Linked DNA regions of Homo sapiens: region 1 is linked to region 2. A link is a contact called in ENCODE Hi-C data. All regions are on one chromosome and are shown on one strand. The core of a region is the stretch at or near the end of the contact, and the rest is flanking DNA. Distances in the headings are between cores, read along the strand shown. Region 1 holds the start of IZUMO1 (izumo sperm-oocyte fusion 1). Region 2 holds the start of PPFIA3 (PPFI scaffold protein A3).

Region 1 (6,295 bases), core at 343-2,842, 370 kb before region 2:
CAGCCTTACTGTCTCATTGGCGCGCCTAATCTTAGAAACTACAATACCCATGAGGCCACTGGGCAAAGATAGGCCTGGTTAAGGACTCAGCCGCCCGTTGCCTTCTGGGAGTTGTAGTTTTATTACATAAAATTGCCAGCCGAGGATAGGGAAAACGGTATTTACTAGCCTCGGGGAACCTCGGAATCTGCATCTCAGCCTTCTCCATTCCCGAATCCCGGAGACCCTGCTGTCAGCCTCTTCCTTCCCCTGGTCTTATCTCCCTCCTTTCCCAGGACCCAGGGGTCCGTGGTCCCCCCTGCCCTCACCAACGACCCCCATATAGGCATCCTCATTAAGCGACAGTTCCTGGAAATCCTTCACGGCATTCTCTACCCTTTCCATCATGGCTTTGTGATGCTTCGCATCCAGGTGGCCAGGCAGGTAATCTTTCTCCAGGGACTTTAGCGCCAGCACGACAGACGGGTCACATATAACACACCCCTCGGCAGGAAGCAAGCAACCGGCCAGCGCCGCACACAGGAGGGTAAAATGCGGCCCCATTGCAGCCGGCGCGCACAGTTCCCGAAGACCGTTAGGAAGGGTGCTCTCACCCCAAACCGAGAGCAGGAGAACGCTAAACGGAGAAAAGCCAAAATCCATCTTAAGAAATCCCACTGGGCCGCCTATCCATGGGGTCCGCAAACCTCGAAAAGAGGATCTTCAGGAAATCTCCAAATAAAGAGGACCTATGTCCTTCATCAAATGCCTCCGAAGTGTGAAACTGAGCCCCAATCCAGGGGACCCAAAATTTAGGGTTCTCACTGAATCCCCCAACTGAGAGATCAGAAAAACTATTAAACAGGAATCACTCATAAGTCCCCAAACTCAGAACCTGGAATCTCCCAACCCCATGCGCCCCTTCCCAAAATCCCAAACTGTGGAATTTTCCAAGTCCCCAGATTGACGTGAGCCTGAACTCCAACCCTTAAGAGCAACACCGAGGCACTCCCCCGCCAGCCCCCCAAAACCTGTTGAACCTCAAGCTGAAGATTCAATGCCCAAACCAATAAACATCTAACACAGACCCAACCACGATATTATCAAACTCGGAACTCCTTCAAAACCAAAACACATACCAGATTCCTAGAACTGAGGACCCCACTAACACTTAAGCGAGACTCCATGCGGTCCTCTAGACCTAGGGGGCCCTTGTTCACCCTTCCCCAAAACTAACGGGCTCCCAATTTGCAGGGCGCACCCTTCCGCTTAGAAAAAGGAGCCCCGATGCATCCTGAACAGTGATGCACCCTAAACAGCCGCTCCCCGACCTTGGTTCCCGATTTGTGGCCTCTAACACTAGGGTTCATTGAGGAGCCCGGTCCAGGTTCTGAGGGCTTTTAAAGAGGAAGCCGGGGTCATGACCACCTACGCTAATTTTCCCAGGGGTAAAATCAAGGATTGTGTTGGGGACGAGGGTAAGGTTGGTTGCGTGAAATCGAGAGCTTTTCGACGGGGTCTGAGTCACGGACGATCCCCTCTCCACAAGGAACTCCTGAAACCACCCCCTCCGAGCTTCTCACGTAGGGGCCCGAATTCCTTTATAGATATTCCTTGGGGTTTTCCTCGGCCCCACCCAGAAACTCAACTCTGTCTGATTGGACTGCAACAAAGGGAGGTCCCGCCCATCGCTCCATGACGTCACAGAGGCTGCAGCCTTTTTGGACTAGAATTTTCCCAGCATCTAGGGAAGAGGAAGCCTCCTGACTACTCTGGCTTCCAGAGTCAAGGACCGGACTCAGGCCTTCAGTTTCCTCCCCTCCCCTTGCCCCAGGACCCAGGCTTTGGGCTAGATCCGGCCCCCCAGGCCGCTGCCGCCCCCACCGCGGTCCTTGGAAACGGCTGTCGAGCCACGAAGTGGACATTTTAGCCCTAAGACTACAACTCCCAAAATGCCCTGGGGCCTCTTTCTCTGTAGCTGACTGACGCTGCCAACCTCATAGCTTTCCGGGAAATGTAGTTCAGTGATAATCCGCTCCCTCCTCCGCCTCTTCTGCCCACGCGGAGGTCCCAGTGGGAGGAGAGGACTGGGGGCCAATACTGACAGTCCAGGAGTGAGCAACTGGGGGCTCAGACGTTAGGGTCCTGGAAGGTCTCTCTCTCCTGTGTGATAGAAACAGGGAACCAGAAAAACAGGGACCACAACTCACACAAGTCCAGCAACAAGGGGCTGTCAGATCTAAGTAGGGACAGTACTCCCAATCACGAGTAATAAAAATCCTCAGGGCCCGGCGCGGTGGCTCACGCTTGTAATTCCAGCGCTTTGGGAGGCCGAGGCGGGCAGATTGTCTGAGGTCAGGAGTTCGAGGCCAGCCTGGCTAACATGGTGAAACCCCGTCTCTACTAAAAATACAAAAATTAGCTGGGCATGGTGGCGAACGTCTGTAGTCCCAGCTACTTGGGAGGCTGAGGCACCAGAATCCGAGAGGTGGGAGTTTGCAGTGGGCCGAGATCACACTACTGCACTCCAGCCTGGGCCACAGAGCAAGACTCGATCTCTGAAAAAAAATAAATTAATTAAAAAAAAATAAAAGTCTTCAGAAGTACCCCACCTTTTCCTCCACTCTCTTACACACACACACACACACACACACACACAAACCCACACACACATACACAGTGGCTCTGGCTCCAAAAAAGCTACAGAGACACGGGTTAGTGCTGTAGACTTTTAATTCATACCTCCTGCTCTCTCACCCGTGGCAGCTGAGTTGGGAACAGTACTGTAACAATTGTAACTGTAACTCCCTGATAAGCCTACAGGCATGGGGTCTGGATGAGTAGACAGGGGATGTGATCAGAGCTGACTATGTTTAAGGTTTCTTCTTTCACCCTCCAAAAAACAGCAAGGGGCTCCTGAGATCTCGACAACCCCGTCCACCTTGGCCAGACCTCGTGCTCCTGCCTGGATCTGAGGCTGGGTCCAGGGTCTGCCTACCTTTAGATCGTTTTATCTCAGACCTGCCCAAAGCCAGATGTAGTGGTTCTGGGAGTTCAGGGACAGACAGTGGTTAGCAATGAGCACGGTACCTGCCAGTTTGTCACAAGCACAGAGGGTGTGTTTATACCTGCACACTTCCAGAAAACAGATCCCAGACCCTCAGCAGCCCACCTGCAGACAAAGACCAACTTCCTTCATTGTGAGAGGCAACCTGAACTCACACCCAATATATGGAGCTCTTGGCAGTTTATGAGCTTTAAAAAAAAGTGTCCCTGGATCCCTGGAAAGTTCTGCTCCAGAAGCTGTACCATTTTGGCAGTGATCCCTCACCCCACGTTCACATTTTAGCCTGTCTGCTCAAAACAAACAAAAAAAAGTCTTTGAGGGGCTGTGGGGCTTGTTGGACAGAGTCCCGCTCTGCTCACCAACTACCCCAGCTTTTCCAGAGACTGTGAACAGAGCAAGACGCTGGCCAACTAGAGATGGTTTGTTTTCCATCTCAATTTTTCCAGCAATGGTGGAACATTCATTAGATGCTACAATTAGGTTGCACATTCATTAGATTCTTCACTTGGCCCGGTGTGCTGGCTCACATCTATAAACCCAGCATTCTGGGAGGCCAAGGTGGGAGGACTGCTTGAGCCCAGGAGTTGAAGAACAGCCTGGGCAATATCACAAGACCTCGTCTCTACAAAAATTAAAAAAAATTATCCGGGCCAGGCATGGTGGCTCACGCCGGTAATCCCAGCACTGTGGGAGGCCGAGGTGGGCAGATCACGAGGTCAGGAGATCGAGACCATCCTGGTTAACACGATGAAACCCCGTCTCTACTAAAAATACAAAAAAAATTAGCCGGGCGTGGTGGCGGGCGCCTGTAGTCCCAGCTACTCAGGAGGCTGAGGCAGAATGGCATGAACCCGGGAGGCAGAGCTTGCAGTGAGCTGAGATCGCGCCACTGCACTCTGGCCTGGGCTACAGAGCAAGACTCCGTCTCAATAAATAAATAAATAAATAAATAATTAAAAAAAAAATATCCGGGCTGGGCACAGTGGCTCATGCCAGTAATCCCAGCACTTTGGGAGGCCAAGACAGGTGGATGACAAGGTCAGGAGATCGAGACCATCCTGGCCAACATGGTGAAACCCTGTCTCTACTAAAAATACAAAAATTAGCCAGGCATAATGGCCTGTGCCTGTAGTCCCATCTACTCAGGAGGCTGAGACAGGAGAATCGCTTGAACACAGGAGGCGGAAGTTGCAGTGAGCCAAGATCACGCCACTGCACTCCAGCCTGGGCAACAGAGCGAGACCCTGTCTCCAAAAAAAAAAAAAAAAAACTAAAAAGATTCTTCACCTTAGTTATCTGGATTTCCAGAACCCCATCCTGTCCATAAGGGCCCTGCAGGGTTCTTCACAGGCATCAAACCTGGTCCTCTCTAGAACAAGTCTCCCTCTAGAATCACTCCAGAAACACAGAAGGGGACTTGGTGAATGCTTGCTCTGGAGCAATCATATGCTCCTTCAGTCTTTGGAGGACCCAGGGGAGAAGTAACCCCTCTTCTAGAGTAGACCAGAGGGAGAGTTCCCCATTCCTGGGGGCAGCCATCTGGAAGTACTGTAGATATGGGCTGGGAAGAGCAGGTGGGCACTGTGGCTTCTAGAACTGCCTGCCAGCCATCAGGAAAAGATGTTTTGCTAGTTCTAGAATATTCAGACAGTTCCAGAAACGTCCCCCTTCTCTCCAACTCTCCCAACTAGAATCACTCTGGATACGGGCACCCATTTGCTTCAGGAACACCACAAGCTTCTCCAGAAGATGCCAGGCCTCTGAAGCCACGTACTGCTGGCTCTAGAAAGATCAGGCTACTTCAGAAAGTCTCCCTGGCTCTCAAGGCTTAGCCAATGTCCAGAGTGGAGACAAGTCTGCATTAATGCCCACCCACTCGGGCAGGAAGGCCGCCTCCGGCTTAAAGATCTTCAGGAACTCAGAGTCTGGCAGGGTGAAGTTGGCCAGGTAGACAGTGTCTCCGCCAGCCAGGTAGGCAGCCCAGAAGCCGAAGGTGCCAATGGTCATAATGGTGTGGTTGCACTGTGTGAGCAGGGCAAAGTCTTTCCACGGTGTAGCCTCCTGTCCATCGCCAGCAAACGTCACATCGCCCTGGGAGGTGTCGATGTTTTCTTTACACCACTCCATGCCGTTGCTGGTGACCACGAAAACGGGGGCTTCGTGCCGTGCCCGGAACCAGTCCATGGCCTGCCGGAGGTAGGCGCTGTCGCCCACCACACCCTTCCAGCGCTGAGGCATAACCTGCAGATAGTCCCCACGGCGCACGTGGACGCCGACAAAGGTGCGCGGGCGGTCCCCTGTGCGGCCCAGGCGGAGCTGACCCAGCACACTCTGCGCCTCTTCCCGAAGGTGGTCGTGCAGGGTGAACTCTCTGCGGATCTGTTCCCGGAGATGGTGGAAGAAAGTCCAAGAGCAGGGGAAGCCAGAGAGCTTCAGGAAAGGATCTCTCAAGTCCGCGTACTCCTCCGACATCCAGTCGTGAAGCTGCAGCTCCCGCCACGGCGTGCGGCTGTCCACTTCTGGGGCCAGCACGGGCAGGGTGATGCGGAATACCGGGGCCAGGGCGGCATGCATGGCAGGCAGGATAAAGGCCCGGCGGCCGTTGAGCTGGGCCAGAGCCAGCAGCGTGGCATACTGTCCCATCTGATTACCAAACCGGCCATTGGGGTAGACAGTCCAGGTGCCGGAGAGGGAAGCAGGGTGCTGGGGACAGGAAGAGGAGGCGTTGGGGCCCATCGCAGTACCCGGCAGGCAGAAGATGGCCACTGGGGGTGTCACCAGGCGGCGGTCTGGACACAGGATCGACAGGCCTAGGCCATGTGGAAAGCTGTCTTGATGGATATGGAGGAAGAAGATTACAGAGAGGACACAGACTAGCAGGAAGGCCAGGCAGAGCTGACGATGGCTCCGGAGCCACATGGCTGCAGGGGAGGAAAGGCGAATTAGCAAATGCTCTGAGGCTGAGGAGGGGAGGCTGAGGAGGGATGTGGGGTAAGGGAGGCGCCTGGGGTGCAGCACTCCTTAGTCCCAGGGAAAGAGGAAGTTAAAGGTTTAGACTCCTGGGGCTGAGGTAGGGAGAGCCTGAGTCCTAGGTTTCAGGGATGAGAGCCTTGGAATTTCGGGGCATGGGGACTGGAAGACAAGTGGTTTTCAAGATAGCCATGGTTTGGCTGGGCACTGTGGCTCACACCTGTAATCCCAGCATATTGGGAGGCTGAGATGGGAGGATCCCTTGAGCCCAGGAGTTCA
Region 2 (5,760 bases), core at 1-2,500:
CCCTCTTGTCTACCCGGAGCCTCCCTGATCCCGGGTCCCTTGTCCACCCCCCTTGCAGGTCCTTGGAGTCTCGAGGTTGAAACCACAGATCTGGACGTTCACGTGCACTCTCTTCCTGTACAGTATTTATTGTTCCTGGCACTTTATTTAAAGATATTTGACCCTCACTGAGTGTCTGTGTGTCTGTCCTGCATCCCTGGGTTGGTGTCTTGAGATGTGGAGGGAATGCGAGGAGCTGAGGTCAGGCCAAGCCGTTGAGAAGCCTTTTCCAGAGTCTGAGAACAGAGGTTAAGACCTCTCCCTAGGTCTGAAGGCGGAGACAGGCCGGCTTCCAAGAGACTAGTCCGAGGGCGGAGGGCGGAGGCAGGGACCCAGTCTGGGTCTGAGTGCTGGGGCAGAACTGAGGACAACGCTGCCTACCCTTAAGAGCGTCTGAGGGCGAAGGCCAAGTCCCTTCCTCCAGAGTCCTGAAACGCAGCCGGAGCCAGTGGGCGGCCTCTGTGTGGGCGGGGCGGAGCGAACCATTAGCCTCGTCCGCCGGGGGAACCCTGCAGGCCGCACTACTGTCTGCGTGGGAGTCGCGGGTGGGGGTGCCGCGTGCAGTTCCCGAGGCGGGCGCAGGGGTGCAGAATGAGGTGCCCTCGCCCACCGGGCGCTCACTCCACCTTCCAAACACAGCGCGTCTTTCCGGAAGCAGCCCCCGCCTTGAAATCCAACCTTTAGCCTCATCCCGCTGCCCGCCCAGCCCTCGTGTCCCGTGCGGCGCGAGGGCTAGTGCGCGCCACTGCCGGGAGCCGGGGTCGCGACTCGCGTTCCACGCCGCGCGCTACTCGCTCCAGGTGACATCATCCCCCTGCCGGGCTCCGCCTCCCGCCCCAGCCGCCTCACGCCGCGTGCCTATTGGTCGACGCGCCTTATGCCCCGCCTCTCGCTCTCCGCCCGCGCGACCCCTCCCGGCCGGTGTGGAGGCGGGGTCTAGTCGCCGGCCGGCGCCGACGCTCTCTCCCATTGGCCGCTCTTCGCCGTCTGTCAGTCTCCTGTTAAAGGGGCCACGACCGCCCGGGAGCCGTGGGGGGGGAGGGGGAGGGAGGAGGAATTTTTTTGGGGGGAAGGTGGGATTTGGGGGGCGCTGGTGGGCACCCCTGGATCTGGCGGCTGCGGCCTCGCGGGGGGAGGCTGATCGGTGACAGGGGCAGGGGGCTATTTTGGGGGTAGAAGGCAGTGAGAGCGTGAGGGGGAGGGGGGTCCCCAGCGCCCAAGCCGGAGCCAGAGACGCGGAGCCCGCGCGAGCGTCGGAGACAGGGCTCCAGGGCTCCGAAGCGACAGAGCCGGGCCCCGGCCGCTGCCAGGGGCCCCGCCCGGCCCCCCCACTCCACCCCACGTCCCTCCTGCAGCCCAGCTCCGCCCGCAGCCGCCGCGGACCAGGCAGGTAAGAGCCCGGCCCGGCCCTCCTGGCAGCGCCCACCCTGGGGACCCCTTGGCGAGCCTCCCCCGCCTCCCCGAGATCCCGGATTCCCTTCCTCATCCCAGGGGACCCCCGAGCCCAGATTTCACACCCCAACCCCGGGGACTCAGGCGTGCCCCTCCCGGCGCCCAGAGTCCCCGACCGAACCCTAGAATCCCGGGCGCACCGCCGCCTCGCGCCTCCTCCAGGGCCCAGGAGCTTGGATTTCCCGGTCCGGCCCCGGGACCCCTCCTAGAGCCTAGATCCCCCTTCCTGACCCTGTCCTGGGAGCTCCAGACACCCGCCGCGGCGGTGCCAGACTCCCCAGACGCGTCCGCATCGTCCCCGCTTCGCGCACTCCGTCTCCCGTCGCCAGCCTCGGGCTTGCACAGCCGGCTGCGTCCCACGGTCCAGGCAGGCTCGGCGGCCGCCCTGGACACAGGCCCGCTCTGGAGCTGTCCATGGTCAGCGCGCTCGGCAGCCTCGCCTCCCCCCACCTCCTGCCGCCGCCACCAGGGAGGGGGCGCAGGCGGCGCGGGGATCCCCCCGCCGCGCCTTTGACCCGGGAATACCCGGGCCCTCCCCGACCAGGGCGCCCCAGCCTCTGGGTTCTGCCGGCCAGGCTCGTGGCCCCGTCCTCGGCACCCCAGGTTCCTGGGACTCCAGCTGCTCCCTGAGGATCCAGGGCTTCTGAATTTTCCTATTCTGGTCGCCGTGGGGACCATGGCACCCGGGGATGCAGCTCCCACCCCGTTCGGGAAGCCTGTCCGTGTCTACACCTCTGCTGGCCCCAGGTGGTAGCCCTCACCCCGTCAGCACCTAGGAATCCTGTTCCCCAGCGTTTGCTCTGCTTAGAACCCCGCTGTGCCCTGCAGACACACAGACTTAGCCTCCTGGCACCCAGCATCTGCTCCCCGAGGGACTCAGGCGCCATGACTCCTTTCCTTTGGGGGACCCGGAATGTGATTCTCAATGCAGTTCTCTGACTTCTGTTCACACTCCCACTTGGGGACCTAAATGTCTTGGTCCCAGTCTCCTATCCCCTCAGGGACCCAGGAGTTCAGACCCCAGCTTCCGTACTGCCCACCAGCTTTTACTGAGGCTGTCTGCCTCAACCCTCTCTCCAAACAAGACCTCAGGCTCTCACCTTCCAATCCCCCATCATTTACCTCCACAAGGATTCAGGAGTCCAGGCTCCCAGCTCTGTCCACTGCCCTCCCCAGCAGGTATCTAGTTTCTCAGGTCTCACTTTTAGGAACCAGGTCTTCACAGCCTCATCACTCTGCCCCATCAACTTCACATCTCCTGTGGCCCTACCAAACCCCTGTCTCATCCTCATGTCACCCCAGGTGGCGGGCTTCAGGACTCTCTACTCTTTCCCCTAAGATGCAGCTTGTTGAGATGTTTCTAGCACTCCATTGCCCCCTGAGGCTCAGATGAGTTCCCCTTCTCCAAGTACACTCTCCCAGGCCAATGAGCCGAACACACATCACCTCCTCCAGATGTATTCTGTGGCCTGGGCTCATAAGGAGATCTAGAAGCTACCTGCTGCCATACAAATTTCTTTCTTTCTATTTATTTATTTATTTATTTTGAGACAAGGTCTCTGTTGCCCAGGCTGGAGTGCACTGGCACAATCACAGCTCACTGCAGCCTCCACCTCCTAGGCTCAGGTCATCTTCCCACCTTAGCCGCCTGAGTAGCTGGGACCACAAGCACTCACCACCAGGCCTGGCTAATTAAAAAAAAATTTTTTTGGCCAGGCGCGGTGGCTCATGCCGGTAATCCCAGCACTTTGGGAGGCTGAAGCGGGCGGATCACCTGAGGTCAGGATTTTGAGACCAGCCTGGCCAACATGGAGAAACCCTGTCTCTACTAAAAATACAAAATTAGCCAGGCGTGGTGGCACATGCCTGTAATCCCAGCTACTCAGGAGGCTGAGGCAGGAGAGTCGTTTGAACCCCGGAGGCGGAGGTTGCATTGAGCTGAGATCGTGCCACTGCACTCCAGCCTGAACGACAAGAGCGAAACTCTGTCTCAAAAAAAAATTTTATTTATTTATTTATTTATTTATTTTTTGTAGAGATGGGGGTTTCGCCATGTTGCCCAGACTGGTCTGAAACTCCTAGGCTCAAGGGATCCTTCTCTGTTGGCTCCCAAAAGTGCTGGGATTACAGGCATGGCCATCGCGCCTGGCCGGGCCACATTTCTTGTCGCACATGTGCTCTTGCATTGCTCCATGTTCTAGATTCCTTCTAAACACCAGAACACTCCCAGCTGATGTCTGTTCTGTGTTCCATTTTCATTCCAGGCATGGTCTGAGTTCTAGGCCAGATGCCAATTTTTTTTTTTTTTTTTTTGAGACGGAGTTTCACTCTTGTTGCTCAGGCTGGAGTGCAATGCTGCGATCTTGGCTCACCACAACCTCTGCCTCCCGCGTTCAAGCGATTCTCCTGCCTCAGCCTCCTGAGTAGCTGGGATTACAGGCGCCTACCACCATGCCCGGCTAATTTTTTGTATTTTTAGTAGAGATGGGGGTTTCTCCATGTTGGTCAGACTAGTCTCGAGTTCCCGACCTCAGGTGATCACCTGCCTCGGCCTCCCAAAGTGCTGGGATTATAGGCGTGAGCCACTGTGCACAGCCTTTGTTTTTTTCATATATTTAGATAAGACCCCTGAGCCAGATTCTGATCCCACCATATCCTCAGACATGTTCCAAAGTTCTAACAACAAGTCCTTCCTTCTTTGCTAAATGTTCATTTCAAGTGTGTTCCAGGTTTCAGCCACGTTGTTCTAGATTCCATTCTCTTCCCAGGAGCAATCTAACTTCTAAGATGTGTGTGTTCCAAGTATGTGCTCTAGGCTTCCTAATTCGTGCCATTGATTCTAGAATGCCCTTCCCTGTTTCCCTGTTTTAGGTTCTAAGGAAGTTCTATCTAATTGCACATTCTTTTTTGTTGTTGTTGTTGTTTAGTTGTTTTTTTTTTTTTTTTTTTTGGCGGGGGATGGAGTCTCACTCTGTCTCCCAGGCTGGAGTGCAGTGGCGCAATCTCAGCTCACTGCAAGCTCCGCCTTCTGGGTTCACACCATTTTCCTGCCTCAGCCTCCCAAGTAGCTGGGACAACAGGCGCCCACCACCACGCCCGGCTAATATTTTGTATTTTTGGTAGAGACGGGGTATCACCGTGTTAGCCAGGATGGTCTCTATCTGTTAACCTCGTGATCCACCTGCCTCTGCCTCCCAAAGTGTTGGGATTACAGGCAGGAGCCACCACGCCCGGCCTGTTGTTTAGTTTTTATTTTATTTTTGAGACGGAGTCTCACTCTGTCACCCAGGCTGGAGTGCAGTGGTATGATCTCAGCTCACTGCAACCTCTGCCTCCCGGGTTCAAACAATTCTCCTGCCTCAGCCTCCCAAATAGCTGGGACTACAGGCACATGCCACCACGCCTGGCTAATTTTTTTTGTATTTTTAATAGAGACAGGGTTTTGCCATGTTGGCCAGGCTGGTCTCGAACTCCTGACCTCAAGTGATCCCCCTCCTGCCTCCCAAAGTGCTGGGATTACAGGTGTGAGCCACCACGCCCGGCCTGTTATCGTTGTTTAGACATTGGATCTCATTATGTTACTGAGGCGATCCTCTCACCTTGGCCTTCCAAAGTGCTGGAATTACAAGCATGAGCCACTGTGCCTGGCCCTAATTTCACATTCTTTTTTTTTTGAGATCGAGTCTCACTCTGTTGCCCAGGCCAGAGTGCAGTGACGCAATCCCGGCTCACTGCAACCTCCGCCTCCCGTGTTCAAGCAAATTCTCCTGCCTCAGCCCCTCGAGGAGCTGGGATTACAGGTGTGTACCACCATGCCTGGCTAATTTTTGTGTTTTTAGTAGAGATGGGGTTTCACCATGTTGGCTAGGCTGGTCTCGAAATCCTGACCTCAAATGATCCCCCGGGCTCAGCCTCCCAAAATGCTGGGATTACAGGCGTGAACCACCGCACCTGGCCTCATGTTCTTAAATGTAAAAGATTCCCAGTGAAGTGTTCTACATAATGTTTTCCTTCCCCCGGTTCTAGGTTCTAGGCCCATTCATTTTCTGTCATTTTTTCCCCAGTGCAGCCTTAGTTTAGAACTTGTCCCCTGGTGGATCGTGGGTTTTCTCCTCCATCTGCCACTTTGGCATTCTAAGCTTGTTCTAGGCTCTCTCTTCTTCTGGAGCCTTCAGCCTAGAAATGTCCTTATTTCCAGAACAGCCCCCCTCCTTTGCCAGCCTCAGTCTTTATTCCAGGAAATGCTCAATTCTCAACATGCATCCTTTT

Evidence for each region. A loop is a pair of places that touch in the nucleus more often than their neighbours do. Pooled maps may share reads with other maps.
Region 1: a pooled map shows a loop between it and region 2 (2.6-fold over the local background). The contact joins the promoter of IZUMO1 here to the promoter of PPFIA3 in region 2. A Hi-C loop is called at or near these places in 1 of 168 maps with a recorded cell type or tissue (CD8-positive, alpha-beta T cell) and 4 of 50 pooled maps.

What each region holds. Positions count from the first base shown.
Region 1 is chr19:48,745,317-48,751,611 of GRCh38, forward strand. IZUMO1 (izumo sperm-oocyte fusion 1) reads right to left here and starts at 1,593. Exons shown (of 10, transcript NM_182575.3): 1 at 1,119-1,593; 2 at 309-616. The coding sequence starts at 543. FUT1 (fucosyltransferase 1 (H blood group)) reads right to left here. Exons shown (of 2, transcript NM_001384359.1): 2 at 2,695-5,967. The coding sequence starts at 5,965. The coding sequence ends at 4,868. RefSeq lists a cis regulatory region at 1-312 and enhancers at 1,088-1,873, 1,874-2,659, 5,682-6,295.
Region 2 is chr19:49,118,294-49,124,053 of GRCh38, forward strand. It overlaps PPFIA3 (PPFI scaffold protein A3), which reads left to right and starts at 1,251. Exons shown (of 30, transcript NM_003660.4): 1 at 1,251-1,429. It overlaps LIN7B (lin-7 cell polarity scaffold B), which reads left to right. Exons shown (of 6, transcript NM_022165.3): 6 at 59-167. The coding sequence ends at 80. C19orf73 (chromosome 19 open reading frame 73) reads right to left here and starts at 850. Exons shown (of 1, transcript NM_018111.3): 1 at 109-850. The coding sequence starts at 729. The coding sequence ends at 340. RefSeq lists enhancers at 161-672, 2,035-2,535 and a silencer at 862-1,081.